Regions from separate parts of the Mus musculus genome. Here regions 1 and 2 are each linked to region 3. The links are chromatin loops, found by intact Hi-C in ENCODE. Cell type or tissue: heart. All regions are shown on one strand. Links, peaks and the distances in the headings refer to the core of each region. The heading gives the core; the rest is flanking DNA.

Region 1 (10,487 bases), core at 1,728-9,727, 110 kb before region 3:
AAGTTTCCTCAGAGCCTTTCAAGGACTCTTTGGATATTAACAGAGATCAAAGTTAGCAAACACTGGAAAATTATAAGGTAGGTAAAAACCTAGAAAAGAGTCTGCCTTCAGCTCAGGTGACCTATATCTGCCCAACAAAAGGAAGAGACCAAAGGACATTGGGAAGCCTGAGGGATTTCAGAAGAAGCAGAAAAGCAGTCTCCATCAAGCCACCAAGGATATCACCAAGTCTTACTTGAGCAGACGATGATGATGATTCTTAAACATGGTTAATGCTGGAGGCACTAGGCTCTGTTACCTTCACAGCAGCCACTAGGGCCTCCAAAACTCAAAATACCTGACACCAAGCTACCATCTGGTCGATGGAGCCCAAGTTCAGACCTGACCCAAGATGACATCTCTAATAGAAACCTGATCAATTAAGTTCTATTCTCACCAAGACACCAAAAGTAGAGTCCCCACACTGAGTAGTCTCAGATGCTGGGTGATCTGAAATGACAAATGTTCAGCAAATGAGGAAAGACACTGAGCTCTTTTAGGTCCCTTTCAGCAGCATGCGGCCACAGAATTTGGCATGCACACTGCAGTGCGGTGTGTTACTCCCATTTATGTGCACCTCCTCCATTAAAGAGTAACACAGTACATGACTGCTCATGATCACTGACAGTGCTTTTCATCCTCAGGGAGAAGGCTTCCTCACTGACATTGGCTTTGAATACGCAACTTTCTTTGACCATTGAAACATGATGCAACCTGCCCCAGGGAAGGCATTAGGGAAAACTACATGGGACAATAAAGCTATCTGTTTTCTTCCAGTAAAACAACAAATCCCAAAGTAAGAGTAGATTTTCCAGTCTGTACCTCACAAAGGGAAGGCATGGAGAACCTGGCAAAACTGTGGCAGCCAGAGGCCACTCCCACCTCTAGGGTTGCTATGAGATAGTGGCAAATGTCTCCCAGACACAGAGCGAGGGTGTTTATTGCACCAAAATGGGCAAATATTGAAAACCACTCCACAACACTGTCTCCTAAAGCAAGGGAAGATGTGAGCGATAAGACCCAGTCTCTGAGTCATGAGACTCATCAGGGCATCTGGGACACTCTCAAGTCAGAGCTGACACAGAGAATAAAAATGTTTGAAAGCAGATCCTATACACAAGTCTTGAGGAGCCTTAGAAAAGCAGGAATTCTGCCTATGGGATCCGGGATGCTTCTGAGAGGGAGAGACTTGGACAAGATGGTAAGAGCTAAGTCCAGTTCTCTCAGAGGAAACTGCACACGTTCAGAGAGGGGGAAACCACACAGACCAATTCATCTATATTTATGCATGAATGCATTCATATATTTAAATACATGCATTTGTATATCTCAATATATTCATATATATTTGTGTATGAGAGCATCCATTCTGAGGATAATAGGTTGCAGAAAGAGTGACAGCAGGAAATTTCAAAGATGAGATTATAAGGAGAGGGATTTCCAAGGACCAGAACGCCATGCTAATATGTTTACAACCTGATTCTTGAGGCATAGAGACTAGGGTGGGACAAGTCTGGGGGTTTCTCACAGCTCTGTGTCTTAGAAATGTCACAGTGTTGGAGGTGGAGTAGAAGGTGACTGGGGAGCACAGAACTCGAACCCGATGACCAAGACTGATTAAATCAGCACTGGGTAATTAGGTCCTGAACTCAAACACAGGCACCAAGAGTGAGTGTGTTTGCAAACTGCCTCAGGCTTGACATTAGAGAAATATGGCTAGGCAATGATGGACAACGGTCATTACAGATCTTGTCACTAAGTGATTGGTACAGTCATTTGCACAGGGGAGAGACTTACAGGGGAGATGGTGATGAAAGCTGGTGATAGGTGTGTTGAACACTCATGGGGGCGGGGTCCCCGGAACATCAAGGTGGAGGCATTTGGTTGCTAATTGGAAGATGGGGAGGAGATCCCGACAGCCTGAGTAGAGAGAGGCTTAGAAAGGTTTCAGAAAGGGCTATGAAGGCAGTGTCCCCTGTTCCGAGAGCTAGAAGATGGTGACAAAGAGGAGAAGCCATGAGTCAAGCCAATGGCTTTCAAGGCAGGGGCTCAGGATAAACAGTTACAATGAACAAAGCTTGAATGATTGGATGAGGAACTAACTGGCCATGGAGTGATCATTTATGGGTGAGGTTGTATGACTCCATGATCATGGAGCCCTGTGGCTTTATGGGTAAACAAAAGGATTCATGGGCCCCTGTTTTTCCTGCCAAGCTCAGCTGTTTGTCCATTTTTAGCATTTATGAGGAACTGTCCTGTGATAAAAATCGGAAGATGCCTTGTTATTCATGAATGTGATAAGCGCCCACATCATTCTTACTTTTAACAATACAGCATGCTTTTAGGAGACCGTGCTACACAGTCCCACAGTAAAAGTCAACCACAATATCCGAGGCAAACACAACTAAGATCTGCCAACATCCAGACCTCCTACACACACTTAAAGTCACCAGGAACCAGCAATGGCTTCCTCCACACGGGATGCAGGCAGCTGAGATGGCTTCTTTATCAGCATCCATGATGGAGGTCCATACAGAGTATGGCAGCACTCATTTAAAATACCTGTCTCCTCCAGAGTCAAGCTCAACACACATTGTGATTTTCTTTAACAGTGTACAGTCAAGAATGGTTGGGATCCAACCACACACATTCTGTATGGAGATCATCCAAAAAGTCTTAATTATCTTGGAGGTGCCCCTACTCCATGACAGAGCAGAAGAGCCCCTGCCTCTGCTTCCATTATAGTTTTCCTGTACTGAGGAAAAAGAAACTCTGGCACACAGACAGGACTGTAACCCATGCCCATCTAAGTTCTGCTGTTGGGTCAGGTGAGTTCCCCTCTTTTTTCCTGTGTATGCTTCCTTATCTTTCATGTTTCTAAAGTGACCAACAACTCCCAGTACCAGAAGTTGAACAGAAATTATTATTCCTGTTCTGCAATTAACAGACATCTCCCAAGTAACTGTCCAGAGCAGCTTCATCCCACAGACCTGACGGTCCACCTCTTGCTGCACCACTGTCTGTGCCACTGACAGTCTGTCTCCACACAGAGATGCCTGGCTAAAGCACTGGCCCATGAAAAATATGTTTGTAAGTAACTATATATTCTTATTTTTAAAACCCTGATTCTAAGAGGGTTCATATCCTCTGGTTTTAGTTTCTCAAACACAACTTTCTAGGCCTATCAGTGTTCTTCCTCCAATTTTTCACAATCTCATGAAGCCAAATATCAATGAGCTGTTTGCCTAATAAATGCCAATTATTCTCAATATTCTCTAACTGAGAGTGACATATGGCTGTCACACTCAAGTGTCCTGATGGGAAAGAGACAGAAGAATCCCTGCCACTGGGATCATCTCTAGACTTCAGGCTGGCAGGCTGCTGGCTATCTATTGAGCACTTCTAATAAACCAGCCCACTGTCTCATCTCAGGCAGTCTTCACTGTGCCACTGACTTGCTCTTGCCCATTTTACAGACAAGAACAAACAAATTGAGTTTTGGAGAATGTTACAGACAGACAATAGAGTAGGCATCACATGAAAATAGTTGGGGTACATTAGTAATTATTTAGAGAAAGGTTACTCAAGCCAAGGGGCCAGCACAAATAAGTTACGGAAATACAAAAAACAGAGTGTCTAGGGAATGTGGTGAGTAGGGAGGGTACAGCATGGGAAACTTCAGTAGAACTGACTGAAAATAGATCTAGAATCTCTTCCACAGACAGACAATGAAGGAAGTTATGTCAAGCTGTCAAGCTTGGGTCTCTAACAAAGCAACAGAAGAGAGAAGTGGGCAGGCATAAGACAAGGAGAGTGTCATGGTCACCGCACAATGGACTGTAAGAACCCCTCCCATAAAAGACAGTTACATCATTTTGCAAGCTCTATGAGGTAGTGAGCAGCTGAATAGAGGAAGCCACTGGGAAATGATGTACGTGTGGCCAGATGTCCTATTCAAGAGAGCCACTCTGACCCGTGGGTGTGTGATGCTGGGCTTCACAGAGCAAGATGCAGGAATGAGGAAGCCACTGGGGAAGAAGATATAGAAGAGCAACTAAGGTGACGGGAGATGAGACTTACGTGGAAGGGACAAGAAAAGAAAAGTGATAGATTAGAGGAAACATGAAGGTGGGTGTGACTTCAGAAGTCGGGAGCCAAAGGGATGTATGGAGAGGACATGTGGGTTTATGGATAATTCTATGTTGACCATGTAGCAAAACCCATTGGTAAGTCCAGGAGGTGGAGGAGTGGGTGCTCAGTCAGCTTATAAAGCTCAACTAAAGCTAGCAGCAAATCCAGTGGCGGGGTTGCATCCAAGAGAATGTTTGCAAGTTAAGCTGATAAATGCCTATGCTCGGCTCCTCCCAAAGAACTTTATGGGATGTGCCAAGAGCTGACATCCCACAAAAGGCAAAGAAGCCTTCCCTGAGCTTCTCCAAGACTGAGCTCAGTCAAAGGCATGAGTATCATTAAACTCTGGGATAAGGAATTTCCAAGGGTCTGACATGGCGTTGAGAACTGGAGTGTCAGTCTGACTTGCTAACATGTCATATAGACTCCCCTCATGGCAAGAGCAGAGAAAGAATTCGACGGCAAATAGTCTGCAAGCAGTCTAGACTGATGGAGGAAACCAAAATGCCAGCTAACTAACTAGACAACAATAAGGGAACTAAATAATCACAATAATAATAATAATAATAATAATAATAATAATAATAATAATAATAATGATAATGATAATGATAAAGCTTTCCTTTGGAATGTTACTTTTCAAAGACTCCAGAGAGCGCAGCACCTTCCAGTGTCAGTACATTGCTCAGTCACCTCTTGCCGCTCTCGCTGTGACTGTCGTCTCTTGGGTAACACCTTAGATAATCTTCAGACCCCTACAAACACTGCTGCTGTGGAACCTCACACACACACACACACACACACACACACACACACACACACACACACACACACACCTGCCTGTCTCACCAGAGTGGGCCATGAGCTCTTATCAAGTGGCCTCAAGGACCAAGGAGGTTGCCTCAGTTCATGCCATCTTCTCAGCAACCTGTCCACGAAGTCTCATGCATAGAGGCTGTGGAGGACCTCAGGAGCCTGGCGATCTAGCCAACAGTCACACCTGTCAGACGAGTCAAAACCAGAACCCAAATAAATCTGCTGGTCTCCAAAGGCTGCCATCATTACCAAACCCAACGATACTGACGTCACCGAAACCTGTACAGAGGCCACAGTGCTGTTCTTCTGGAAGCTGAGACACATGGATTTCCTGAAGAGTTACCAGAGGGAGAACAGGGTAACACACAAGCCGTGCCCCACCGCAGTGAGTCAGGGCTCACTGTGGGCATCCGGGTCCTTCTACGCTGCCTCCCACAGTATCCCCAGCTATTTATAAACCCTATCAGTGCACACTGAGCAGATGATGCTGGCTTCCCTCCTGCACTTTAAATAACTAAGTTCTGGGTGAAGGCAAGTGTTATCCAATAGGGTTGGTCTGGTGCGTTGTGGACTCCTCTCCTTTCTGCCTCATTATCTTGCCGCTCCTTTGTGTTCCTAAACAAAGGAACATGGGCAGACAGCCACAGCCTGCTTAAGCTTGCCTGGCAGATGGAAGGGGGCCAGGCCTCTCCCAAGCCCTTTGGGGAATGACAGCTCAAGTCCTGTGATGGAGCCAGTGCTGTGTGGCACCTCATGCATCCCCTTTGCCCTTATTTTAGGTAAAACCAAAGCCAGAAACATCAACTCACTTGCCCAAGAGCACTTGCATAGGAAAAGAAGCCAAAGTCTTAAAGTTGGCAACCTGGAGATCAAGACGGCTCTTGGACAGAGTAAGTCAGTACTAACACGCTGGGGCAGGGGCTTCCCTCACCAAGCTGAGGGTTCGCAAGAGAGTAGCTGTTTAAAGGGACAGATGATAACCATGAAAATTACCAGATCCCTCCAGAGAGAGAGTTTGATTCTACAATGTGTGTAATACAGGAGGAGGAAGGAGTCCTGGACAATCCATTCTGTCTCACCCTTGACTTGAGAGATGGCTCTCAACCATCCAGTTAATCAGCCAGTCATTCAACAAATACTTGCTGAATGCCAACTCCATGCTGGAGTGTGTGGCTGTGCTGCAGGTGCGAGCATAGACATGGTACAATTCCCCAGATCCCCAGCCAACCAGGAGACAGATAAGAGACCCATGGAAGGCCGTGGACATCCTCCACACCTGTGTTTCCCTCATCTTAGCTGGAAGACAGCTGGAACCTGTGCCATCCTTATGGTATCTCAATGGAGTCTCAACACCGTTGAAATATTCATTGGTAACACAGCCTGTCCCTGAGGAGCTTGTCCTTCAAGATACTGGTAGCCTCCAAATGTCTGCTTTCTGCTGATGTTCCCTAGGCAGTCGTGCCATGCTGAGCCTGTCCAAGGATGAAAAATGGATAGATGTAGAGACAGGAGGCAAGGGGCAGTAGGGCTGACTGGTTCGGATCCTGACTTCACTACTGTCTTACTGAGTGACCTCAGAACAGCCTGTCAACATCTCTGAACTGCCATTTCCTCCTCATTGAGTTAAGACAGAGAAGAGAACTCTACGGGATCCCTTCAAATGTCCCATGGACATCTCTGTCCAACTCTCAGTCTACAGCGTAGGCTTTTTATATAATAAGGAAGATGGAGTGTGAACAGATACTAGACCAGGGTACTGTGGTTTTGTGGGGAAAGACAGGGGAGTCTGAGCAGGCAAGCTGGCTCGTATCTAGTGTCCCTGAGCATTTTGGGCACTCCGGTAAGCTTTCTAGCTCAGAGAAGCCTCAGTTTACCCACCAGGAACACCCTGACTTGGGTACATAGGAAAGCTTAGGTGCAATCCCTGCCCCTTTCTTCCACTGCTGCCTCTGTGATACAGTGAGAACAAGCCCCAGTGCCCCAGGCCTGGCTCTTCATTCCCATGGGCTACTGTCCAAGTGTCAGTTCCCAAGCTCACACCCACTCGTTCTCAGGAGGCAGAGCCCTGCACTGCCAGAGTCAGGCCAAGATGGCTGCTTGCCCGTCTGAGTCCTACGGCTGCCCTGCCGGAACTTCTTTCCAACTTGATCCTCTGCCTTCCTCTAATATACCCGTACTACGTGCTGGTATTGCAGCACTGCCTCCTAGCTCTTCCCCTAAAGTGCATTTTCTGCCAAGCCTCTCCTCCTGCTGTGTGTAACTGGAGACCATTGCATACAAAGTTCTGATTTGACCCCGGAGACCTTGCAGCAGTAGACACTTGCAGCTCATATATGCTTTACAGTCTACTCCTGGCCTCCTCCAGCTCTGCTTCTGGAGCACTAAGGAGTGATGCATGAAATCCCAATGCATTTGCTATGCACTGATGTGTCCCTACACAGTGTCAATCCCCATTTCTTCCATGCCTAGAAACAAACAATGATTTCCAGGTGATACTAAGCAAGCCTGTCATTCAACCTGTGTTCTCCCTCTAGATACCCATACATACCAAACTTTTATGGAACCTGGACAGAGAACAATATGGCATAATAAGGCCATAGGCTACTTTGGACACACACTGGGCTGTGTTCTAGGCTATGCTTGCTGAACTCAAGGTTCTCTGGTTATCTGTATTTTACAGGCAAGAAACGTCCTTGTATTAATCTTCATTCACATATACTGGATATAGAATTGTGCTTTAGTTTCCTCTTGGCTGTGGTAAAATACCATATTAAAGCAACCTAGAGGAGAAAGGCTTTATTATAACCTGAAATTCCATCACTGTGGTTAAGTCAAGGTGGCAGAAACTTGAAGCAGTCATCACATCACACCACAGTTAAGAGAGGAGAGGAAAGAATTCATGCCTGCCTGCCAATGCCCAGCTTCCTCTGCACACTTACACTGTAGGACTCCATGCCTAGGGATATGGTCTTCTCATAGCAATTAACACGATGAAGGCAATCCCCCATAGACATTCCCACAGACAAATCTGATCTCCAGACTCTCATCCCAAGTAATTCTAGAGTGTATGCAATTTACAATTAAAACCAACCTTCACAAATCACCCACGAGATTGGAGCACTTTTCTGGGGGGGTCTAAGGGGTTGTTCCCAAAGGGGATATACTGAGGAAGTTCCCTGGGCTGAGTGGCTGCATGGAATCAAACAGGGAAAAGGCAAGAAGCCAGTTGTCTGTTAGTTATACCGCTGTGATAAAACAACATGACCAAATGCAACTGTGGGAGGAAAGGGGTTTTTTCAGCTTATAATACTCAAGTCACAATCCATCACTGACCAAAGTCAGGGTAGGAACTTCAGGCAGGAACGATGTGGTGGGAACTGCAGCAGAGGTCATAAAGGCACACTGTTTACTGGTTAGCTCCTCATGGCTTTCTCTCTTTGCTTTCCTATAGTGTCCAGGGCTGACTGCCCAGAGATGGCATCTCCACAGTGGACGGGCCCTTCCACATCAATCATTAATCAAGAAAACGCCTACAGACTTCCATCTACACGCCAATCTTATGGAAAAATATTCTCAAGTAAAACTTCCTCTTCCCATATATACTTAGGTATTTGTGTCGACTTGACTCCTCTTTTTTGAGACAGGCTCCTCTGTAGCTCAGGCTGCCCTCAAATTCCCTAAGTCAACAATGATGTTGATCCTCCTTCCTCTGGCTCCCAGTGGCTATCATGGGATCCGATGCCCTTTCCTGGCACACAAGTGTGTATGCAGATAGAGTACTTATATACATAAAATTACAAAAATTAAAAGGAGTGAGATTCTGTATTTTTTCTTAAAAGAAGCCAGCTAGAACCTTTCACAACTCCTTGCCTTTAGACATAATAATTGAAACCAAGAAACCCCTCCTACCAATCCCAACATGCCACTCAACTCCAGCTAGAATGAATGATGAATCACCAAAGAAAAGAGAATTTACTGAATCTGGGGTGTAGCTCAACTGGCATAGTGCTAACATACACAAGTCCCTGACTAAACTCAGTCCCCAGCACCACATAAACTGGGTGTGGTGAGCATGCCTCTAATTCCAGCACTTGGGAGCCAGATGGAGGAAGAGGGTCAAGACTACTGTTGCCTTAAGGAATTTGAGGGCATCCTGAGCTAGAGAAGAGCCTGTCTCAATCAATCAATCAATCAATCAACCAATAAAATAAAATAAAATAAAATAAAATAAAATAAAATAAAATAAAATAAAATAAAATGGAGTTTATCTGCCTCATTTACTTTCACACCAGGGAGTCACTGCCTTGGAAAACAATGACAGAATTGTCATGAAGTTGAACTTCAAGGCAACTTTTCTCTTTTTCTTTTTCTTTTCTTTTTTTTTTCTTGAGACATGATGTCACATCACCTAGATTGGCCTCAAACTCCCTCTTGATCTCTTGTCTCCATCTCCCTAGAGCTGGGATGACAGATTTGCTTGGCCATGCCCAGCTGTTCCAGGCAGAATTTTAAGGAAAGAAAGAACAACCAATAGGATGAGTTACCACTCCCATCAGGTTTCTCGGATGTTCAAGAGTATCCCAGCGTTCCCAAGGTCTGTTCACCACTTCCCATAGTGACAGTGAGGAAAATCTACACTCTTGCTTCACATAAAAAACACACTACTCACCAGGGTCAGACATCATGGCAAACACATCATGGATAGTCGATGTGCTGATCCTCATAAGAACTCCATGTCCTGCTCACCCTAGGAGCCTTGTGAAACCTTCAAGATAGGTTGACAAGTCACTCAGAACACAAATCCTTTATTTCCCCACACCACAGGAGGCTAAAATTGTGGTCACCGGTAGACAGGCAATGGCATTTTATAAACAGCAGAGTTTACAGCTCTGTCTGATGTCCAGATGGGGAAGCTGAAGACAAGAGATTGTTCCCTGTGTCTCCAGTGCTGCCCCAGATGGGCAGAAGTCAGATTCAAGACTTTGTGATTTAATAGAAGTAGCTTGGGCTGGCCAGACCGCTGGGGACAGCTCATGACACTGAACCTCTGCAACCCTGGACTTCCTGAAATAGTCACTGTAGGATTTTCGTAAAATGCTGATCCAGGACCACACCCCAGACCTGTGATCAGACTCTGGGAATGTGGGATATGGATGGGTGGATATAATCCATACACAGGGCTTTACAAGCTGCTCCGCGTGTTCTGATGATCTCAGAATCTAGAACTCTACCAGAAAAATCTCACATCTATTTGCTGTGGATCTGGGCACCATGTACCTTGAGCAATAGGACTCAGCCACCAGAATGCAGTATGTGCTATAGCCCAGTTCTGCAGCAAAGTTAAATCTGATATTAACATGATATAAGAATCTAACAATGGTGGACACCATTTACTGCATATGTGCCAGACATGAGGCCAACCTGTTCATTCTCATCCCCTCCATCCCAGGCTAGAGTTCTCATGACCTTGTTTTGAAGATGGTGAAATAGAGGCTTGGGGA
Region 2 (10,487 bases), core at 1,119-9,118, 130 kb after region 3:
GAGCACATGAACCTAAGAGGTTTTTTGTTTTGTTTTGTTTTGTTTGCTTTGCTTTGCTTTGCTTTGCTTTGCTTTGCTTTGCTTTGCTTTGCTTTGCTTTGCTTTGTCCAGTTCCAATCCACCCTGTTTCATCCCCAGCTCTGTAGCAGAAAATCTGCTGTGGTCTCCCTTTCCTCTCTGACCTCACCCCGAACAGATCACAAAGATCTTCTTCCCCAACCTTCCCTCTCCCAACTCACCTTACCATCCCAGCCTCCAGTACCAGCAGGCATTCACTGGAAACTTAGCAGCAGAGCAGGACAGGGAACAGTTCAACGCCTTGTTCAGTCATCATCAGGGGAGCAACTTCTAGCAGCAGGTGGGAACAGATGCAGAGAAAATGGGATGTCTCTTCCAAATCCCCCCACCCCCAGCTCAGGGAACCCTGAGGAAGAGGAGACAGAGAGTAGAAAAGCCAGAGGGGATGGAGGACACCAGGAGAGCAAGGTCCTCTGGATCAACTAAGCAAGGCACATATGAACTCACAGAGACAGGCAGCAAGCAGAACCCACACTATCTGCACCAGGTCCTCTGTGCATTGTGCTATAGCTTTTAGCTTAGTAATTTTATGGGACTTAGGAGTGTGAGAATGAAGAGTGAGGCTCTACTTGTGCCTTTTCCTTCTGTTAGGTTGCCTTAGCCAACTCAATATGGTGGGTTTTGCTTCATCTTATTATATTTTATTTTGTTTAGTTTGGTTGTTAAGCTTATTCCTTTCTAATGAGAGACAGAAAGGAAGTGGATCTAGAGGGAAGGAAAGGTTGAGAAATTAGTGAATTAGAGAGTCAAACTATAAACAGGATATATTGAATGAGGAAAGAATCTAATTTCAATAAAAGGAAAAAATGAAGAAAACTAAAGGACCTCCCATGAGCCCATCCTTAAGATTTTTCTACCCATAGAGCACAGAGCTGGTGATCAAGCCCTCACCATATGGCTTCTGCAGCATATTTCACACCCAGACCATGGTAGACACTCTTCCATAGCCCATATTAGAACCACTAGTTTCCAGAAACCAAAATGAGTGAATGCCTTCCGACTCTCACACCTTGTATAAAAGTGGTGTGCTGGCCCAAGATATTTATTTAGACAGTATATGAAACTCAGAACTCATGAAGAAAAAGACTGATATGCTAAATTGCATTAAAATTAAGAGATGCAGTTTATTAAAAAGGCAAGATAAAAGCTGGAGAATCCAAGGGCAAAGAGAAAGCAAGCTTTAAGCCAATGGAGTGTGCTTGCATTATATATACGTAACCCCTAAGGAACTGTGTCAAGAATATACAGATGTGTGTGAGGCATTAGGAGAGAGAAAGGTAAGCCTGTAGAGAAGGGGGATTTCCAAATCACTGGCAAACAGGTGAAAAGATAGTCCTTGAGGTAGTGCTAATGTAGCCAACAGAGTGGCTTACCATAGAAAAGAAAGAGCAACACTGAATATTGTCAAGGAGGGACTGGGAAAATAGCTCTCTTGATAGAGTGTTTGCCTGGTGTAAGTGAAGGCTGGGTTTAATTTCTATCACCATGTAAACTGGGCATGATGGTCCATGCCTATAATCCTAGTACTTAAGAAGTTGAAGCAAGATCAGAGGTTCAAGGTCATTCTCAGCTACACAGCAAATGTGAGGCTAGCCTGGGCTCCTAAAGACTGGAGGTAGATCAACTAGAACTTTCAGATCCTGATACAGAGTGCAAATGTGTCCAACCACTACAGAAAACTGGTCATCAACACTGCTAGAGTTAATTGTACCCATAGCCCCATGACTTAGCAATTTCACTGAAACAGAAGCAATCTAAATGTCCACCAGTAATAAAGTGCTATACTATATTCTACACAGTATATTACATAACATAAAATACGAATGAAATGAAGAGCCTGAGGAGATGGCTCAGACAAGAAAGTGCTTACAAGATAAGCATGAGGCCTTGGGTATGGATCTCTAGAATCCATGTAGAACGCTGGGCTCCATGTGTACCTGTGACCCCTTCCCTGGAGCTTGCTGGACAATCTGTGTAGTTGAATTGGTCAGTTCCAGGTTCAGTAAGATACTGTCATAAAATATAAGATAGAAAGTGACTGAGGAAGGGATTCAGCATAGTCCTTTGACCCCCACATATACACAGGTGTAAACACATGAACATACACACACACACACACACACACACAGAGAGAGAGAGAGAGAGAGAGAGAGAGAGAGAGACAGAGACAGAGAGACAGAGAGAGACAGAGAGAGAGGAAAATGAATTATTTCTAAATTCAGCATCGTGATTGAATTTTTTAACACAAGACACAATGGATGATTGTATTTCTACAACTATTTTGCTGAAAGCAGCTTAAGTGAATCTGCGACATTAAGTTCAAGGTTATATTGACCCTTGAGCAGGATAATAGAGATAATGGCTAAGAGGAGCACCGAGCACCTTCAGGGATGCTCTTTCCATCCTATTTCTTGACCTCATCAGCACCAACACGGATATGTTCCCTTGCTCGGAATACACAACGCTTCATCTGTAGTTTTGGACCTTTAATATGGGGGTTAACTTTCAACAATAGTTATTTAAGACTTATATCTGAATTGGTGCCAATTACCACATACAAAAGAGACCTGAAGTTTTGTATGCAGATTACCTTAGAGAAGGTACAAGGATGTATCAACTACCCAGGGGACTTAGACTTGAGGAACTTACTAAAAGTGAGTGCCCGGAACCAATAGCAGATGGGAGCTAGAAAAGATAGCCAAACCTAAGAGCAAGGAGAGACAGATGATGTCAGATCTCTGAACAGTAATTCTACAGCTAAGCTACATTTTGAAGGAAGATGTGGACCACAGGTGCTCAAACCAAAAGCATTACAGAGCGATGTTCCGAAATCATGGCTTTATATGATCATTTCCCCCATCACCATAACAAGGCCATTGCAGAGCAATGAGATTCCCCTAAGTCATGGATTTATCTTTCCATCTATTTCCCATCACTTCTCTTGCATGCAGTGTTTCTCGATTCCCAGCTGCAGGGGTCACCTTGTCATCTTAGCTGCAAAACCAAAAGTCTAGCTAATAATTCCCAGAGGACCTTAGTGGAGGAGATGGAAAGGGGAGTGTCACTATATTACTAAATATTCTAGGCCTCCTTTTCTTTTCTTTTTTTAATAATTTGTTTTTATTCAGTGCCTGTTGGTGTTTTGCCTGCGTGTATGACTGTGTGAGGGTATCAGAAGCCCTGGAACTGGAGGTACAGGCAGCTGTGAGCTGCTATATAGGTGCTGGGAATTGAACCTAGGTCCTCTAGAAGCTCTTAACTGCTGAGCCATGTCTCCAGACCCAGACCTCCTTTTGTTTATCACCCTCTCTCCTTAGTCTCTAAAAAAAAAACAAAATGCAGGGATGTTTATCATACAATAATGAAATAAAAATAAAGTCATTCATCAAGAACCCTGTATTTATTTTCTTTATGTCTGAAGGTTGTTAAATCCTAATTATCCCGAACTATTTTCATACTGCTGAGCAGCCTCCACTTATGAAGTCAGTAATTAATATTCAATTTGCCTACAGCTTTCAGATTTGCATGTTAATTATTGATTTCTTAATCACCAGTATGGGTGTTTGAGGGCTTTGGAGAACACTGACATTTCAGTAAATGTTGCAGAGTGATCGTCTCTGCAGATTGGGCTTTTAAAGAAAACATTGTGCAAGTTTTTGTTTTCAACGCTACTCCACCCTTAGCAGTTCATCTTTTCCTGAGGCATCCGCCTGGGCTTTTAGTTCTGAACTCACACCTAGACAGGAGCAGTGTCACCCCTTACGGTGTCTGCCTGGACATCTTTCCCAGTATCCTCCCACGGAAGAATATGAGAGACTGTGAGGAATGTGGACCACAAAGGAAGCCTGTATTCTGCTGGGCATTGACTTGGGGGCCTGCTGCAGTGGCTGTTCTAAGTGAGCTGTCTAGATTAACCAAAGCACAGAGCTCTAAGGGACTTTAGTTGGGAAACTGAGAAAATTGATAGAAGAAATTTCAGGTAGTGGATGATACCTGAAGTCCAGGCAGGCAATAACATCAAAGTTGTCAGTGATAAAATGTTTCACATGATTCCAGCCAACCATGAGAGGATTCAATGAGAAGGATCTAAAGAATTCCCAGAGAAAAGGAAACAATATGTACTAAATATTTCCCTCTTCTTCCTCCTCCTCTCTCCCCACCATTGTGTATGTGCTATGTTTGTGTGTACAAACAGAGATGTGTGATTCTGTTTGGAGGCCAGAGGTTCTCCTTGGGTTATGTTCCTCAAGATGTTGTTGACTTTTGGGGGGTATTTTAAAATTAGTTTTATTCATTTTATTTTATGTGTATTTTGACTACACATATAACTGTGCACACTTATGCTAGGTGCCCTTGGGGGTCAAAAGAGATCGGGTTCCCTGAATCTGGAGTTACAAATGGTTGTGAGCCACTATGGGGATGCTGGGAATGGCACCTGGGCTGTGCTTTTAACTCTTCACTGCTGAGTCACCTTTCCAGCCCCCAACATAGTTGTTTGGGACAGGGTCTCTCACTGGCCTAGGACTCACCATAAAGCTGGCTGGTAAGTGAGCCCCAGAGATCTACCTGTTTCTGCCTCCCCAGCACTGAGATTACAAGCTCTTACCCAGCATTTTTATGTGGGTTCTGAGAATTGAACTCAGGTCCTCATGTTTCAGTAGCAATAACTTTACTAACTGATATATCTTATCTCTCCACCATGTGCCAAGTATCTTATGAAGTTAACTGTCTGGACTGATGCTCAGAGAGGCACCCAAACTAAGTCAGGATCTATCATCAGAAACTAACACATACATCTAGCTTCTTTCCTGACTCATAGACACCATCAAGGACTTAGCCTTGGGGCATTTCACAGAGTACTGCTCAACTGAGAGTCCTGGAAGAAAGGCTTGAGATGCTAAGTCCATCCAAATAATGATCAAGTCAGGGGACCAGCTGAGAGCCAGGAGTTGGGTATGCATGACCAGACATTGTAATGTACAGAGTTAGAGGATAAGATATTGCCATGGTGTCAAAGGATGAAGAACAGGCAGAGAAAGACCAGCTATGGAGTGGGACAGCTTAAGTGTTAAGACTGGATTTTAAAAATGGGATTGCTAAGTCCTTTGCCTTGTTATTTGCCCTTTGAAGCTGCTCAGACTGCCAAAAAGGTCTTCAAAGGAATGGCATGGCTAGAGCGCTATCACCCTAAAATAGCACAACTGCAGCAATTTGTTAGTGACATCTGGAGTAGGGTCAGTACAGCCACTCTATATATAGAGTATAGCCAAGCATTCTCTGTTTTCATTGTTGGCTGAGGCAGAGAGAGCCTGGCCCACTGTCAGGAGGAGCTTGAAGACTCAGAGTAATAGCAAAGGGCTTTCTTGGGACTGCCGTGAAATCTCAGGCTCTAGATTTATGATGACCACCACACTGTTATACTCAGTGAATTGATCCAGAGAGGCCATTTCCCAGCAAGAAACCTAGCCAACAGAGTGCATCTTAATGTCACTAGACTGTGTATCTTTAAGTACCCCCAACGAATCTTAATGTGGCTTTTAATAAACCAGCTAACCATTTTCTGTCACACAAGAGAAATGGAAGTGGGAGACAGTTGCGGCTGGCTGAAGTTACCCACGTGGTAAAAATGGCCCACTGTTGGGGAAACTATAAGTAGCATGTTTAGACTGGGGCCTCATGCCTACAGTTCTCTCAAGTTCATTAGTGATCCTAGAGGAAGCCAACACTGGCCCCAGGTACAGCTGCCCTTTCCTTTGAATTCTGCTCATTCTATTTCTGAAACATCTTCATCCACATCTGGTATCAAAGTGGTCTGAAATAGCGTTACTGTGCAGTCCAGTCTAACCTTATCTACAGACTCGCTGTGGTCGATGGCGTGCAGTCCAATCCTTCTCCCCTTCGCCACTTTCTCTGACTCTGTAGGCCTTGCAATTCTTCCTTCTAAAATAGAATAAAATACTCCTGCATCAAAGCTCATTTTTACCTAACAGTGTCATCCATATCACGTGTCCAGCAACTTGGGTGAGAGCATGAGCAGATGAAAAAAGATACCTTTATTCACTTGTCTGCAAGGCACCTTCCGGAGCTCTGATGCTCTCAGCTCCATCTTAGGAGCCTAAGAAAACTCAAGCACTCTTTATGCTTCTTGAGCTAGCAGAAAATGGCTGTCTAAAGTCCTCTCTACTCTGATACCCATGCTGCTGTTTCATTTCCCTGCTGTGTGGTGGTTTATTTGGATTGTCAATTTGGTTAAGAGATGCCTGAGACATTAGTGACATATATCTCTGGGTGTTTTTGTGAGGATGGTTCCAGAGAGAATTGCCTGAAATGGGCAGATCTATACTAAATGTGGGCAGAAGCATCCTATGGGCTGTGGTATCAAGTTGAGTAAAAAGGGAGGGGAGAGAAATGGCCTGAGTGGCAGATCCCTTACTTCCTGCTTCCTGATCTGTCTCACGCATGTGCCATCTCAGCCATGAGCTGTTCCTGCCATGATGAACTGTACCCTTAAACCACAATTGAAAGCCTTCCTCCATTAGGTTGCTTTGTTGGATGAGAATGGTAACTAACACACACCATAGCAGTATGAAAACTGCAGTAACCATAGACCCCCTATCATTTATGGAAGATGCAGGTCCCTAGGAATCATGAATTTGGCTCTATCACTCAGGATGCATCCTCACATTCTTTTTTTTTTTAACTCCTAACTCTTGTTTCCTTAAATCCACAGATTTTTCTTTTTCCTTCATTGGTTCAGATGAGAAGGATCTGACTAGCCAAACATTCTTCCAAATCAATTTGTTTAATCAAGATAACTTTACTTGTTTGTTTTTCTTTCTAGATCTGCTATGCCTTCTATTCCCTAGGCCAGGGTCTGGTCTGAATGGTGAGAAGGCACTGGAACAAACAGGAGCACTGAGGCAGCAAGAACAACAGTGGCCAACAGCCATGATGGCCCACCATACACCAAATGCCTGAGTGCCAAGTCAGAGACAAGCCAGGGTGGATAAACAGGTCACCCGAAGTATCAAGCCAAGGACAAGCCATGGAGTTGCAGAGGCTCAGGACACAAGGATGGCCACTCCAGGCTGGGTCTCACTGCACATAGCTTACTACGTCAACATGCCTATGCCTTGATTACACTGTGACCAACGCCTGTCATAATGCAGCTACATGCGTGACAATCCTGAGTAGGGTGGATGGAGCCTGCTCCTCCCTCTCACTTCCTTTATGAGGCAGCACCAGTGCTTGCCGCTTTGAGGATTCACCACCTTTCTGTAACCCCAAGATGCTTTGGTCATTTAACTACAGGGAAGCATCCTCTGTCCCACCCACTATCTTCATTGTTCATAACTCCCCTTCTTACAGTGACTCAGTCCTTTACCATGGCCACCCTGATTTTTTGAGGATTCAAGTGATTGAACCTCACCATTTCAGATTACTTCTCAGTTTCAAATCAATGTGCTATAAGATGAAAGCATAACCACATCTGATAGAAAGAATAAAATATCATTCTCTCTCCTTGCAAGTCACATGTGCAAGGTTGTGGCTCTTCCTCTTTGCCTGTTTCTAAATTTGTGCCTGTGTCCTTGTACTGGATTCCCGGCTTGGTCCTAACCGCCACCTATTCCCATTCCTGGGTTCTAGGATGTACCATGCATTTTTATGTACCATACTGTGCTCCCAACTGTTTTTCAACTTTATTTCTATAAGCCTCCCTGGATTGGGAACTCTGGTAAGGAGGAACTAGATCTTTTAGTCGCTTTCTGTCTTGTTTGAATTTGGGCACAGAGCCCAACACAGTTCAGACCTCCAGTAAAGACAGAGCAATGGCCAAAAGACAGGAAAAGTAATTAAAATCTTTGATCTGGGTTAAAAAATAGAGATCATTCACGTAGGTTCTCCCTGCTATAGTGACTGGCATTCTGGTGTTTTCCTGCTGTTGACCTTCACCTAAGACTTTAACCAATGACCAAAGCCCCTGTGTGCCTATGTGAAAGTGTTAATTGTCAACTTTAAAGAATGTACAAAAACCTGGGAGATGATCCTCTGAGCATAGCTGTGAGGGGTGGGGAGACCTGTCCACTGTGGGTGGCACCATTCCCTAGCTGTGAGCCTGTACTGCATAAGTGGAGACGGAGCTGAGCAACAGCAGCATTCATTGCTCTCTACCTCTTGACTGTGGAGCAGTCAAGATGACAGATGAGCAACAGCTCCAAGCCTCTGCTGCCTTGACTTCTTTGCCATAGTGGACTGTACACTTGAACTGTAATCTGAAATAAATGTTTTCTCCCTTGTGCTGATTTTGTCAGAGTATTTCATCATAACAACAAAAGAATCTAACACTGATTAATTGGCTCTAACATTAGCCTGGACTTGCCTCTGCTCAGCCTGGAGTCTCTGAACCCTAAGTAAATCTCTAGAGAAGAGAAACAGAGATTTTTATTTGAGAAACACCAGTCAAAGGAAGGCTTTGAAGAATAAACTCCCTTCGTCTAACACAGTGGCTCTCGATCTTTCTGGTGCCGTGACCCTTTCATACTATTCCCCATGTTGTGGTGACCCCAATCATAAAATTATCTTCAGTGCACTTCACAACGGTAATTTTGCTACTGTTAAGAATCATAATGTAAACATGTGTTTTCCAGTGGTCTTAGGACACCCCTGTGAAAGGGTTCTTCAATCCTCCAACTGGGTCTCAACCCACAGGTTGAGAACCGCTGATCTAAAGGATGAAGTGTAAGCATTCTGTGGCCCCTCAGCAGGTAACAGGTACAGCTACTGCCGGGCCAAGGGAGAACATTGCTTCCACTGTCTGGACTGCTTGAGACAAGATCCTTGACCCCAGTACTCCTTCCCCTTCTTTGACATCTCCTAGGTCATGAATTTTTGATGGCTCACTTTGGGGAAAGGGTAGTATTACAGAAAAGTACTTGCATTGTCTCCTGGCCTGTGATAAATGGCCGTTTCTGAGCATGTCTGCAGAAGGAAGGAGCTAGACGGTATTAAAGGAATGGTGAGCAATTCCTACACACAGCGCTTCTGAAAGGCAGACTAAATCCTTTCAAGATGGAAAGCAGTGGGTTTACCTCCTTCCCACTTTGGCAATTATCCTTCGGCTGTTCTGTTTTGTACAGTGATGGAGTGGTTATTTGGGATTAAAACAGCAATTGAATCTGTATCAAAAGTAAGTTTGAGATCCTTGCCTCCCTGACAAACGTGTTATTACTGCTTTCACAAAAGGGCATTTACCTGTCTGTCAGAAATATACTCTGTTTTCATTTTGTGTGAAATCCTCTTTACTTCTGAAGACACATCTGTGGGAGGAATGAATACCTCTGACAGACATTCCCAAGGGGAAGTGTGAGCCCTCACCCCACCATGACAGGGCTTGGCCTTCAGCGGCTCCATTTTGTTGATGAACTGCAGTCAGGGACCCACATGCCTTGCAAAGGGAAGCCTGCAGAATTCCTCCTCCCCAGCTCTCTGCCACTGCTCCCACCCCCAACTCCTTCCATGTTATTTAAGGGATTTGCTTTCCTGAACATTCTCTCCAGGTTTTTTTTTTCCTGAAAAAAAAAAATGAAAGCACTTTGCATTTAAAGCAAAGAAAAAGTACTGTGGATCTAACTGAGTTCCCTGTCTAATTAAGTACCTGGGACTCGGGCTCCCTCTGGCTTCTTAAATGTGCCCAGAGATGGCAGTCCATCACCCTGAGGTGACTCAGCTGGTTCTCAGGCTGTGGGAGACATTGTTTGCTTGTGTGTGTGTGTTTGTGTGTGTGTTTACGTGTGTTCATATATGTTTGTGTACATATGTGTGTGCATGTGGAGGCCAGAGGTCAACCTTGGGTACCATTTCTCAGGAGCCATCTTCTTGTTTTCTGAAACAGGATCTCTTACTGTCTTGGATCTCAGAGAGGCTGGCCAGCCTACTCCAGAAACCATCCCTGTCTGCCTCCCTAGTTTTGTACCTGTACCAACACACATGCCTTGGGAAGTGCAGGTTCTAGTGATTGAACTCAGACCCCCAGCTCCCAGGCTGTCGTTTTCTAACACATCTGAGAAACTGGAAAAATGTGCTGCCAAGAGACGCCTCTGACTGAGTGCTAACGGCTGTCCAGAGCTTTAGATGTGTAGAACTTATATACTCTGTTCTTCTTTTGAACCATTTTAACATCTTAGGAAATGTATTTTTCTTACTTTACAAATAAAAAATGAAGGCTCAGTGAAGGCAAGGATTCTGCCAGGGTCAGAACTTCATGGAGAATCTCAGCTTATCCTCCTGAATAGCTATACTAGGATTCTACTGCCAAGAAGGTCACTAGTAATTAAATCAAGCACTCTGGACCTAGGGTTTGGAGTGGGGTGTGCTGGACAGACTCTGTCTCCTGGAGGACTCAACTATGC
Region 3 (10,487 bases), core at 932-8,931:
CAGAGGACCTTCAGGTCCAGCAGAGTGGCTGTAGGCTTCCACCACCCTTGACTGCCATATTAAGTCCCATTTCAGCAAAATGATCGAACAGAAGTGGAGTCCCTTTTAGCCAGAGGTGAGATTAGTCTATCTCATCCAGGGATTTGTATTTTAGGCACGAGTTATTTAATCTGTTAGCAATGCGAGTAAGCTGATCTGAAGGGTGGAGAGGTAATGAGGAGGGGATCCGCCATCTTAGGACAATTGTGGTAGACTGTATAGGTCATGGATGGGCAAACAGAGAAGCAGGTCGGTGTACAACACTGAGGGAAAATGAAATGGGAAGTCATAGAAGTCATGGCAAGACAGGCTGGTGGTGCAGGCCTGTAACTCCAGCACTCAGGAAGCGAAGACAGAGGAGCACAAGTTTCAAGGCTGCCCTGGGCTACATAGTGAGACCCTGGATCAAAAATAAATAAATATGGGAATGTATGATAGAGAGGGAGGTAGAGATAGGAGCAAATGTACAGTAGTTCTGATCTTAAATGTCCCCCAAAATCTGTGATTCCTAGCCAATGGCACCACTGGAAAGCAGTGGAACTATAAGCGGAGAACCTTACAGAGGGAGAAATCTGGGTTATTGATGGCATGTCTTTGAAAGAAATATTAGTGCCCCATGCCTTGCTCTCTCGTCTACTTTCTGGCCACCATGCATTGATCAGCCTTGCTCAGCCATGTGCTCCTCCACATAATATGCTGCCTCCCTGCAAGTCTAAAAGCAATGGGAAAACAAACATGTACTAAATCCACTGGAAGGTTGATCCAAATAACCTTTTCTCTTAAGTTGAATGTCTCAGGTACTTTTATGCCATGATAGAAAGCTGACTGAGATAGAGGGAGGAAAATAGGAGAAGACGGGAGAGAGATATAAAGGAAGAAGGGAAAGAGGAGAGATAGGAATGAAGTGGGAGAGGGAAGAGAGAGGAAGAAGACATCTACAACTATCAATCCCTCTGACCCTAGTGGACCTTCAGGTCACTCCACTAGGAGTGTTCTTATAACTCACAGTTCCGGACTCAGACACCTTAAATCTCCACCCTCAAATTCTTCATGAGCATTCTGAAGAAATCACCTGCCTGTGAGAACAAGGCAAAATAACCAAAAATGAGGAAGTGCCAAGCTCCAGCTGCTCCCATGAGAGCATACTATGTCACCACTGAGCCACTCAGCGGGGCTGAGAGATGATGGCCCATCCATGCTGAGGACCTGACACTCACCACTGTACCACTGGGTACCACCATAGCATCCATACCTAGAAAGGAATAGAGCCTCCAAAAGGAATCGGTGAGATTGAGTCTGCAGAGATGGCTCCTTGGCTAAGCTCACTCCAGGTCCAGAGGATCCAACACTCTTCCTCTGAGTTTCCACAAACACCCTCAGACACACAGAAATATTTTTTTTTTTTTTAGAAATCAGGGGGGCTGGCTCCAAAGCTCACACTCCACCTCATCTCCTCCCTCTCCCTCCCTCTCTTCCACTCCTTCTCCCTCCCTCTCTCCCCCACCCTCCTCTCTCTCAATGTGTGGATACCCACTCAAGAACCAAGAAGAGACTGGCAAATTTGCAAACACAGATGTTCCAAACCAAAGAAGAATAGGAAACTGTGGTTTGCCAACCCTACCAATTAGAAATGTAAAACACACACAACACCTTCTTACTTTTTCAATCTAATCAGTCACTGGACACAGTTTTATGTTCCCTAATCATTTCATTCATTCCAAAGTGCCCTCCTGTTGGCCTGGCCCTTCAATAAGCACTTAAGAATGGAATGCTTCTTAAAACCAAATACCTGTAGCCAAGGAGTTGACAGAATGCTGGGAGAAATGTAAGGGTACACTCCTACAGTTATTCACTATTACATCTGTACTCATGGTAACTACCTCTGGAATGAGTTAGAACTGTTTATCTTAACCTTCAGGGTAATTCTTGGCAGAAGATATACTACCAAGCTCACTGCACACAAGTAGAGATGCAGAGTCAAAGCAACTTGCAGGTATTACATACTGAAGCAGGGCAGATTCCTCCAAAATCTCTCAAGAGGATAAGTGATTAGCACTTGTACCAGAGATCTCCCCCAAGTAAAGCAAGTACATGATGAGAACAAAGTGGACCCTGGGAATGGGAGGAGTAATTAGATGAGGATGAGCAAGGCCACCAAGAGTACAGAGCATGATGCAATCACAGCTACAAAGGTTCAACATGGCAATTGCCTTGGGCATCAATAGCCCAGCACAGATTTTGTATGTGTGTAGCTGTTGGCATAAGTAAAGGCAAGAGGAAAGACAGATGGAAATGAGGACAGAAAGACAGGGAGGGCTCAGCCTTTGTGGGCTTCCTATCAAACCTCACCTCTCCAGGGAAAGCTAGGAAGCAATGAAGGAGTCAAGGCACAGAGAGAAATGGAAGCTATTTGTGTTTTTAGAGATATGTGAAGATCATTTAGGTTAGGCATAGTAACACATGCCTATAGTCTCAGCACTTGAGAGGTAAAGGTGGTAGGACAAAGAGTTGAGGGCCAGCCCGGGCTACATAGACAGCTCACGGCTTACAGGACCAGACGTTATATAAGAACCTATTGCAAAAGAAACAAACAACATCCTGCAGCGGGGAGGGGGAGCAGAGAGCCTCAGTATTTCTTACAGAGGTGATGTGTGTGAAGATGCATAGAGGTAGGGGGAGCAGGGAGCCTCAGTGTTTCTTACAGAAAGGTGTGACGTGTGTGAAGGCACATAGAGGTGGAGTTTGTGTGTCTTTGGAGGAGAGGTAGACCCAGTAAGTGACTCAGAATGGGTCACATGAGTGCATTTTACATGATCAGCTATGTTGTGGGCTTGATCAGCCCAGTGAACTGGCTTCTCCAAGTGCACACTGGAAAACTAAGAGAAGAGAAACTTCGAATCATGACTTACCACCATCCCAAAGACAAACCTTCAGTGGCTAACTCTGGTTATTAACTTTGTTAGATTAGGAAACTCTAGGGTATTAATGAGACATACTTCTGTGCGTGTCTGTGAGGTCCTTTCTAGAGGGAGTAAACCAAGGAGGAAAAGCCTACCCTAAACTGGGAAGCAAAAATCCTATGATTTTCCTCTCTCTGCTTCCTGATCCACCCAGATGTGAACATCAGCTCACACTCCTACCTTGCCTTGGCCCCATGATGGACAGTTAGCCAGAGTAAACCTTACCTCCCTGTCAGGTATTTTGTCTGTGCAACAAGAAAAATAACGGCCATCCGTTGGTAGCAGCAGACCTCTCCAGTCCTAAGTTCTGCTCTCACCTGCTATTTGCTCTGGATCCCTGACACTTGACAATGTGTTCTAGATGCAGCTGACGATCCTTAATGTTTGCTGCGCCATCCCAAGGGATAAATGCTCCCTGTGTAGTGTCATTGACTGAGAAGAATCAATCACCGTCCTCCTCTTGTGTGATCCTTATGGTTTTCTCTCAGAATGCAGCAAAGTTGGATGTTTCTGTGTGGCTTCCTGGCCACTGTAGGAGCATCATGTTTCACGATCAGCGATGGTTCTCTATAGATGCCTTTTCCATTGCCAGTATCCCCTGGGTAATCAGAGCTAATATGCCTTTACTGCATCTATTTGTCACTCAGAACACATAGTGAGGCACCATGGAAATTTTCCTAAAGACTACATGGTCTCTTAGAATACACCTGAGTCACCCAAGTAGGCCAGCGTCCTCCATATTTTCATTAGGAATACATTCTGGGCATGTGGAAGAAGCACTATGTGTCACTTATAATGCAGAATGTCTAATTGCAGATGTAATAGCCTTCAGAGCTGTTTTCTGTCCTCGGCCATGCTGACCAGCCATGTTTAAGATGATGGCTGCTCAACTAGCTTGCGTCTTAGAGCCAAGCCTATCCACAGTACCCATTTCACACAAGTGAGAAAGTGTGATTATATTTCTAGGTCATTTTTTGTCACACACGACATAGCAAATCTGAACTAATACCCCCCACCCCTACCATACAAACATATACATGTTACCTAGTGCATATCTGTTTCACATATTACACTTCTTTGTAAGATTTAAGTAGGTTGTCCTGATCCAACATCGAGGCCGTAAACCCTAATTGTCGATACGAACTCTTAAATAGGATTGTGCTGTTACCCGAGGGATATATTTCAGGAAGCCAAAATATACTTCTATTTATCTCCAGGTATCTTTCCTAGTGGCTTTGCATGCTTTGACTCAGTTTCTGGCCACGAGCACCACTTCATTTGATGGGTTCTTCCTGTAGCGCTCACTTGCACACACAGTGCTGCGTTCCCTTTGGGACATCAGGACGGTGACCTAGTTTTTCTTTACCACACTCTCACTTCTCACGGTGTTCAGAACAGACTTCGTGCCAGTGTTGACAGGTCCACTCTGACAAGGTCAGGCCTGTTGAAAGCTGTCCCCACATCCTCTCCAGTTCCTGAGGCAAGAATAAAATATGTGTCCCTGCTTTTGAGTTATAGCCAGTCTGGGTGTTTCAGTCAACTACTGTCCCTTACTCGTCAGAATTATCTATGTAATTATATCTTATACATATTCATGTAGTAACGACTTCTACAGGACACTTACTGGTGTTTTCTTGAGACGGACACATGCAAGAGCAATATTTCCTTGCTAGGCTGGTGCCTTCTGGAGTCTCCACAGTCATTTAGATGAGAAAGTTTCTTTGGTTGTTACAGATGGGTTTAGTCAGAAGTTATCTAGCTTCATTGCACCTAATAATCTAATAATGTCTCTCTAAGATCCTAATTTAGCTGATCTGAGTAGTTGGCCTGGGGATGGTGATTTTTTAATAAAGTAACTCTGATGAGGTGGCCAGAGATTCATGAACAGATAAGTGTTAGGGCTGACGTCTAAGCTGTGTTCAACCCCTGAGATCTGCAGTTAACTCCAAATTCTAGAGCATGCAAGAGATTCAAACTCACTGTGTCCTGTGGAAGAAAGCACTAGCCATTTCTAAACATTCTCCCCTTGGGGTTCAACAGAAACTGGGCAGTAAAGGGGCTGAGACCTCATCTGGTCAGTAAGGGCTCAAGAGAGCTACGGCACCTGGATGCAGTGAGATGTTATGATGAAAGAATCAAGGTGAGTTCTCAGTCAGACCAGGGACTGAAAGTAGAGCCCAGAGTGGGAGTGAGGAGGTGTCAGGCGCCTCCACCCGATGCAGCAGCTGGAAGAGAGCTCAGAGTGAGTCCCGGACAGACAGAGTGGCTCAGACCAAGGGAACCAGGGAGAGCCAAAGAGACAGGCCTGAGTGATCCCTTCCTGTAGGGAGAGTAGGAGGTTCCTGGGTACTGGAGAAAATGAGTACTGACCGGGACTTTAATCTAAAGCAACAGGAGTGGGAGGGGCCAGTAGTGGACTGTTACGTCCGGGAGAACCAAGGGCTGGACCAAGTTAATCTGCCTGTTGAAGGACCAACTCCATGAGACAGAAGGCAGAGACTAAGTTAAACATTGGGAGCTTTTAGAAACACGAACTGAGCGGATGGTAGAGCAGCAGGAGCTGGTGAGGCAGGGGTCACAGGCAGTCACCTGTCTGCAGGTGTGACAATGCTCTCGTGGTTGGTGGCTTCACAGGGCTGGATATGGGTTGGCCTGGTTTGAAGATAAGGTGGCATCCATGCTGGACAACAGAGTGGATGCTGTTCCCAAAGTCCTCCTTTCACAACCAGAGCTCAGCTGAGGTCTAATCATCTCACTTGGCAACACATGGTGGAGCTACCCACTGCCAAGTGCAGCTCTGAAGAGTTGGGCTCAGTAGCTGGTATCACCTGGGCTATTCCTGGCTATTCCCGGGTTGTTGTTTGGCAACAAATGCCAGCTTGATGGAGACAAAAGGCTTTAAGAACCAGGAACGGTCGCATGCTCTCCGTCCTTGTTTCCATTTTCCTCTCATTATCCAGTGCCTTTGCTGAAACAATGGCTATGGCCCAGCAGGTCCAGGAGGCTGTGTTAATTGTTTCTCATCACAAATTTGGGCACATCCTTTTCCAATTAAAAATTCTTTGAGCTCAAGGAGAAAATAATTTAGGGCTCATTACTGGTTTTGTATTTGAATCCGCTAACAGAATGTTGAAGTTAATGGAAAACTATGGCAGAACTGGGCTGGAAGTTTGAAAGATGGATTTCAACCCCAGTTCTGAGGTCTACCAATCGACTACGTGATCTAGAGCTAATCATTTCATCTCTTCAGGCTTTTATTTGCTTCTTAATATGAGAAGGTGATTGAAACAAAATGTCAGGACTCTAGGACTCAATGAGGCTGGATTTCACTTCCTTCCCATCTAACACAAAGATCAGGCATATGGGAGTGGCTTGCTTTGCACAATGGATAAGGGCTTGCTGGTTGAATGGAGGTAAAATGGAACAATGGCCCATGGCACACTATTTTAGGGCATTGCCCATGAAATAGCTGCCAGCCCAAAGTGAGGAACAGACCTAAAGCAGGAAATGTAAGTGAAGCGCAAGTTCAAAGAAACAGGAAGACTAATGTTGAGTCTTGCACTGTAGATTCAAATCCTCAGCATCCTTTGGCCCCTAAGGACCACGATCACATCACACTGCCCATTTGACAGGTTAAAGCATGGGAAAGGCCAAAGGTCTCAGGTATAGAGATGGTAAGACAGCTGGAAGCCATCGCTTCTTTCTCTCTCTCATGTCTCTCAGAAGAACAGGAAAAGAAAGTGAAGCTGCTGCCTTAGACAAGGGTCTGGAGTTGGTAAGCAAATGAATTGGTGGCAATCTAACACTGCAGCAAAACACTCACCAAAAGGTTTCGAAAGACATCTTCAGCCCCAGTTCTTAGTCTGTGATCCTGGACTACTGCCCAGCCTCCCACCTCCATGTGTAGCTCAACGACAAACACACGCATCCCCCAAGAGAAGATCAGAAGCCAACGGGTGGGATTTTCTGGGACTCATTTCAAAGAGATGCTAGTTTATCAAGAACTGTTACCAGCAGTGGCAACTGTTAAAGTCCCCTCCTCGTGCTCAAATCATGGAAATCCCCCTCTCCATCTGGCCAGTGGCTTTCATAAGTAATGTTCTCATGAGCAACAAAGACCCTGGTCAGCAGGCTTCCTTCCTATTAAACAGAAACATGAAGTCCAGGTCATCAAAGTCCATGAATTACTATGTACCAGATTCATCCACACAAACCCCTGACTTCACAAGGGTTCCTCTGCCTGGGGGTCTCTTGTGGCTTTCTATAGCTTCTCTCCAAAACATCGGTTACTGGGTCTCCTTACCCAACACAAACAGGATTTTCTTGCCTAACGTAAGGGGTTCTGATCCTGGCTCTTGAAACTCAAAAGCAACAGTTCTGGCAACTTCCACTGCTTTGTTAAACACGTAAGACGCATCTGAATGGATGATGTGTATATTCTAACTTCAGCGTGGGGAAGACATGTATGTAAGAGTGTGAGTCAGCCTGGTCACACTGCAACTACAGCAAGGAAGCAAAGAATGGACAGGAAATGAGGCCAGACTGTGACACCGAAAGGCCTGCTCCAGTGACCCACTTCCTCCATTGAGGCTCTATCTAACAAAGGTTCTACAATCTTGCTAAACAGCATTGCCTGGAGAACAAATGTTCAAACAATTGAGCCTGTGGGAACAGTTCACATTCAAACCACATGCCCCAGGCTTGTGATGCTCGGGACTGCAGTGTTATTGTCAATCAAGGATTAGTTCCTATTATCTGAGCTACACAGTAATGCCCTGCAAGTGTATCCCCTACTTTTCTCATGGTTGAGACAAAAACTGACAGGAATAGTTTGAGGGAGGAAATCTGGTTTAGAGCATAGACCCTTTGTGGAAGGGAAAGCAAGACAGCAGCAATGGCTTAGTCCCTGGAGATGGGAGCTTACAGATGCTCATACAGTGCCATCAGAGAGGGACTCAGAACTCAGGACCAGAATCAAGGTCCAAGCTCTGACCTTTAAGACCAACCCCTAGTGGCCTGCGTCTACCAGCACTGTCCTATGCCCCCAAAAGGTTCCACATTCTCCCAAGACAGTGTCAACATCTGGGCACAAAGTGTTCAAACATTTGAGCCTATGAGGAGTTTTACATCCAATCCATACCAGATGTTTGTATGCTAACTTCCAGACGCTGGGAACACATTATGTACGTGGCCAAGAGGCATGGCAGTGCAGACACACTTAAACTTGATGATCATCTGACCTAAAGTTAAGGAGTATATCCCTAGTTAGCCAATGGAGGACAGTGTGATCACAAAGGGTCCTGGAATCTGGAAGGAGGCAGAAGAGCCAGAAGTAGAGAGAGGGCAGTTTGGCAGCCCATCAGCCCCTGCTGCCAGGTTTCAAGAGGGAAAGAAATAAAAGGCTAAGAGGATACCTCGTGCTAGGGAAGGAAAACAACAGTCTTTCCTAGAACTTCCCAAAGGAACACCACTCTGTGACATCTTGATTTGAGTCCAGTAGAATGCATTTTAGATTTCTGACCTCCAATACTAGCAATCAAAAACAGTAATCACGGGTACTTAAAGTTATTCTCTTATAGTATGTGTATATTATACTAGGTGTCATAGTAGCAAAAAAAAAATCTCACACTACCTATTACAGGATATAGGACATAGCCAAACAGGATATCGGATCTGAGTTAATATTTTTCTTCTAGCTACACAATAGAACAGTGTGGGGCAGGATGTAAACAACCCTTTGTTTACCTTTTATTTCCTGCATTACAGTTTTATGTCTCAATGGCTGTGTCTTGATTTATATTATCGTTCTCACTTTATATGCATTAGTTACAAACAGCTCTTCTTTCAAGTTAATGATGTCAAAATAGAGGTCAAAGGTTTTAGACTTTTCTTTTCAAATTATATCATTTTTTAAAAAAAATGTTTTATTGATTCTTTGTAAATTTCACATTGTGAACCCCAATTCTATGCATTTTCCCATACCCCCATACCCACTCTTCACCATTGTAACCTCCTGCATTAAAAAACAAAAACCAAAACAATTACAATTTTTTAAAAAAATCTCACAGTGGAAGCTGCAGTGTGCCACTGTTTGTCACACAATATACCCTGCTGCCCCGACAGCTTTACTTGAAAATGTTCACTGCAATGAGTCAAGACAATTGTGTTTTTAAAATAACATTTTTGTGTTTGTTTGTTTGTTTGTTTGTTTGTTTGTTTGTTTAATGTGGATGGGTATTTTGCTGCATGTATGTCTGTGTAACACATAGATGCCTGGTGCCTTCAGTGGCCAGAAGAGAGTATCGGGACCCCTGGGACTAGAGTTATAGATGGTTGCAGGCCACCAAATTTACCTGGGTCTTCTGGAAGAGGAGCCAGTGTTCTTAACCACTGAACCACCAAGCCAGCCCAACTGCTTTTTTTCAAAATCAATACCTGAATACAGATTTTGTGTCTGCTGGTCTCAGCCCACTAATGCTATGAGAATGCAGTACTTTGGGACTGTGAGAAGGCTTGGCTAGTAAAGGCATTGCAGCCAGGCCTGCAAGGCAACCTGAGCTTGATCCCTGGGACCTAAAACCCCCGTATGCACACTACATGAATGCACCCACTTACTTCACACACACACATAATTAGCATATGTGTGGTTTGTATAATATATGATATATATCTACGTTTATACATATTTAAATAAAATGGAATACCATAGACTGTGTTTTTAGTAAAACCCATCTCTTTTCACAGCCTTAGGTCTGGGACATCCCAGAGCACTTCCCAGCAACACTCTCAGCAACTCCCCACTGCTAAGAGCTGCTCTCTTCTCTTGCTGGGTCACCAAAGAGCCAAAGGCTGAAGTGTGGGAGGAGCACACTGGACCTGGGAGCCTTGGGCACACTGAGAATCCCAGACACACTTCCTGAATGATTTTGGCCCTTTGGGTGAATGCCTTGGGTATCTCAGTGGAAGTTTCATTTCCCTGGACAATGAAGTCTTAAGGATGCTAAGAACACCTGCCTCTGCATGAACTGAATAGTTCAACAGTGATTTTTTTTTAAACTTCTTACCATTCGGTGGTGAGTGTATTAGATCCCTACTTCCCATTGCTCAGGGTGCAGAACATACTCAGTGCTGCCAATCTATAGATACAGCTGTCAGTCTACATATACAGCAGTCAGTCTATAGGTACAGCTTTCAGTCTACAGATACAGCTGTCAGCCTACAGATACAGCTTTCAATCTACAGATACAGCAGTCAGTCTACAGGTACAGCTTTCAGTCTACAGATACAGCTGTCAGCCTACAGACACAGCTTTCAATCTACAGATACAGCAGTCAGTCTACAGGTACAGCTGTCAATCTACAGATATAGTTGTCAGTCTACAAATTCAGCTGTCAGCCTACAGATACAGCTTTCAGTCTACAGATACAGCTGTCAACCTACAGATACAGCTGTCAGTCTACAGGTACAGCTGTCAGTCTACAGATACAG

The links. Hi-C counts contacts between places; a loop is a spot of excess contacts. Peaks named below come from ENCODE experiments on the same cell type or tissue, not always from the same donor. Only the 100,000 strongest peaks of a DNase experiment are listed, where the experiment ranks them.
Region 1: it touches region 3 in a loop (2.3-fold over the local background); 2 of 42 quality-filtered maps call a loop at or near these places.
Region 2: a loop joins it to region 3, with 2.7 times the contacts of the local background. A loop is called at or near these places in 5 of 42 quality-filtered maps.

What each region holds. Positions count from the first base shown.
Region 1 is chr7:111,687,438-111,697,924 of GRCm38, forward strand. All of the region lies in intron 1 of Galnt18 (polypeptide N-acetylgalactosaminyltransferase 18), which reads right to left. Among named protein-coding and RNA genes, the nearest start is that of Galnt18, 87 kb to the right of the region's middle. In heart, for the core only: no CTCF peak of the experiment used is centred there; DNase peaks (open chromatin) are centred at 5,524 and 7,034; H3K27ac peaks cover 1,718 bases.
Region 2 is chr7:111,927,590-111,938,076 of GRCm38, forward strand. No RefSeq gene overlaps it. Among named protein-coding and RNA genes, the nearest start is that of Gm33204, 77 kb to the right of the region's middle. In heart, for the core only: no CTCF peak of the experiment used is centred there; no DNase peak of the experiment used is centred there; H3K27ac peaks cover 826 bases.
Region 3 is chr7:111,793,418-111,803,904 of GRCm38, forward strand. No RefSeq gene overlaps it. Among named protein-coding and RNA genes, the nearest start is that of Galnt18, 19 kb to the left of the region's middle. In heart, for the core only: no CTCF peak of the experiment used is centred there; DNase peaks (open chromatin) are centred at 4,404 and 5,774; H3K27me3 peaks cover 319 bases.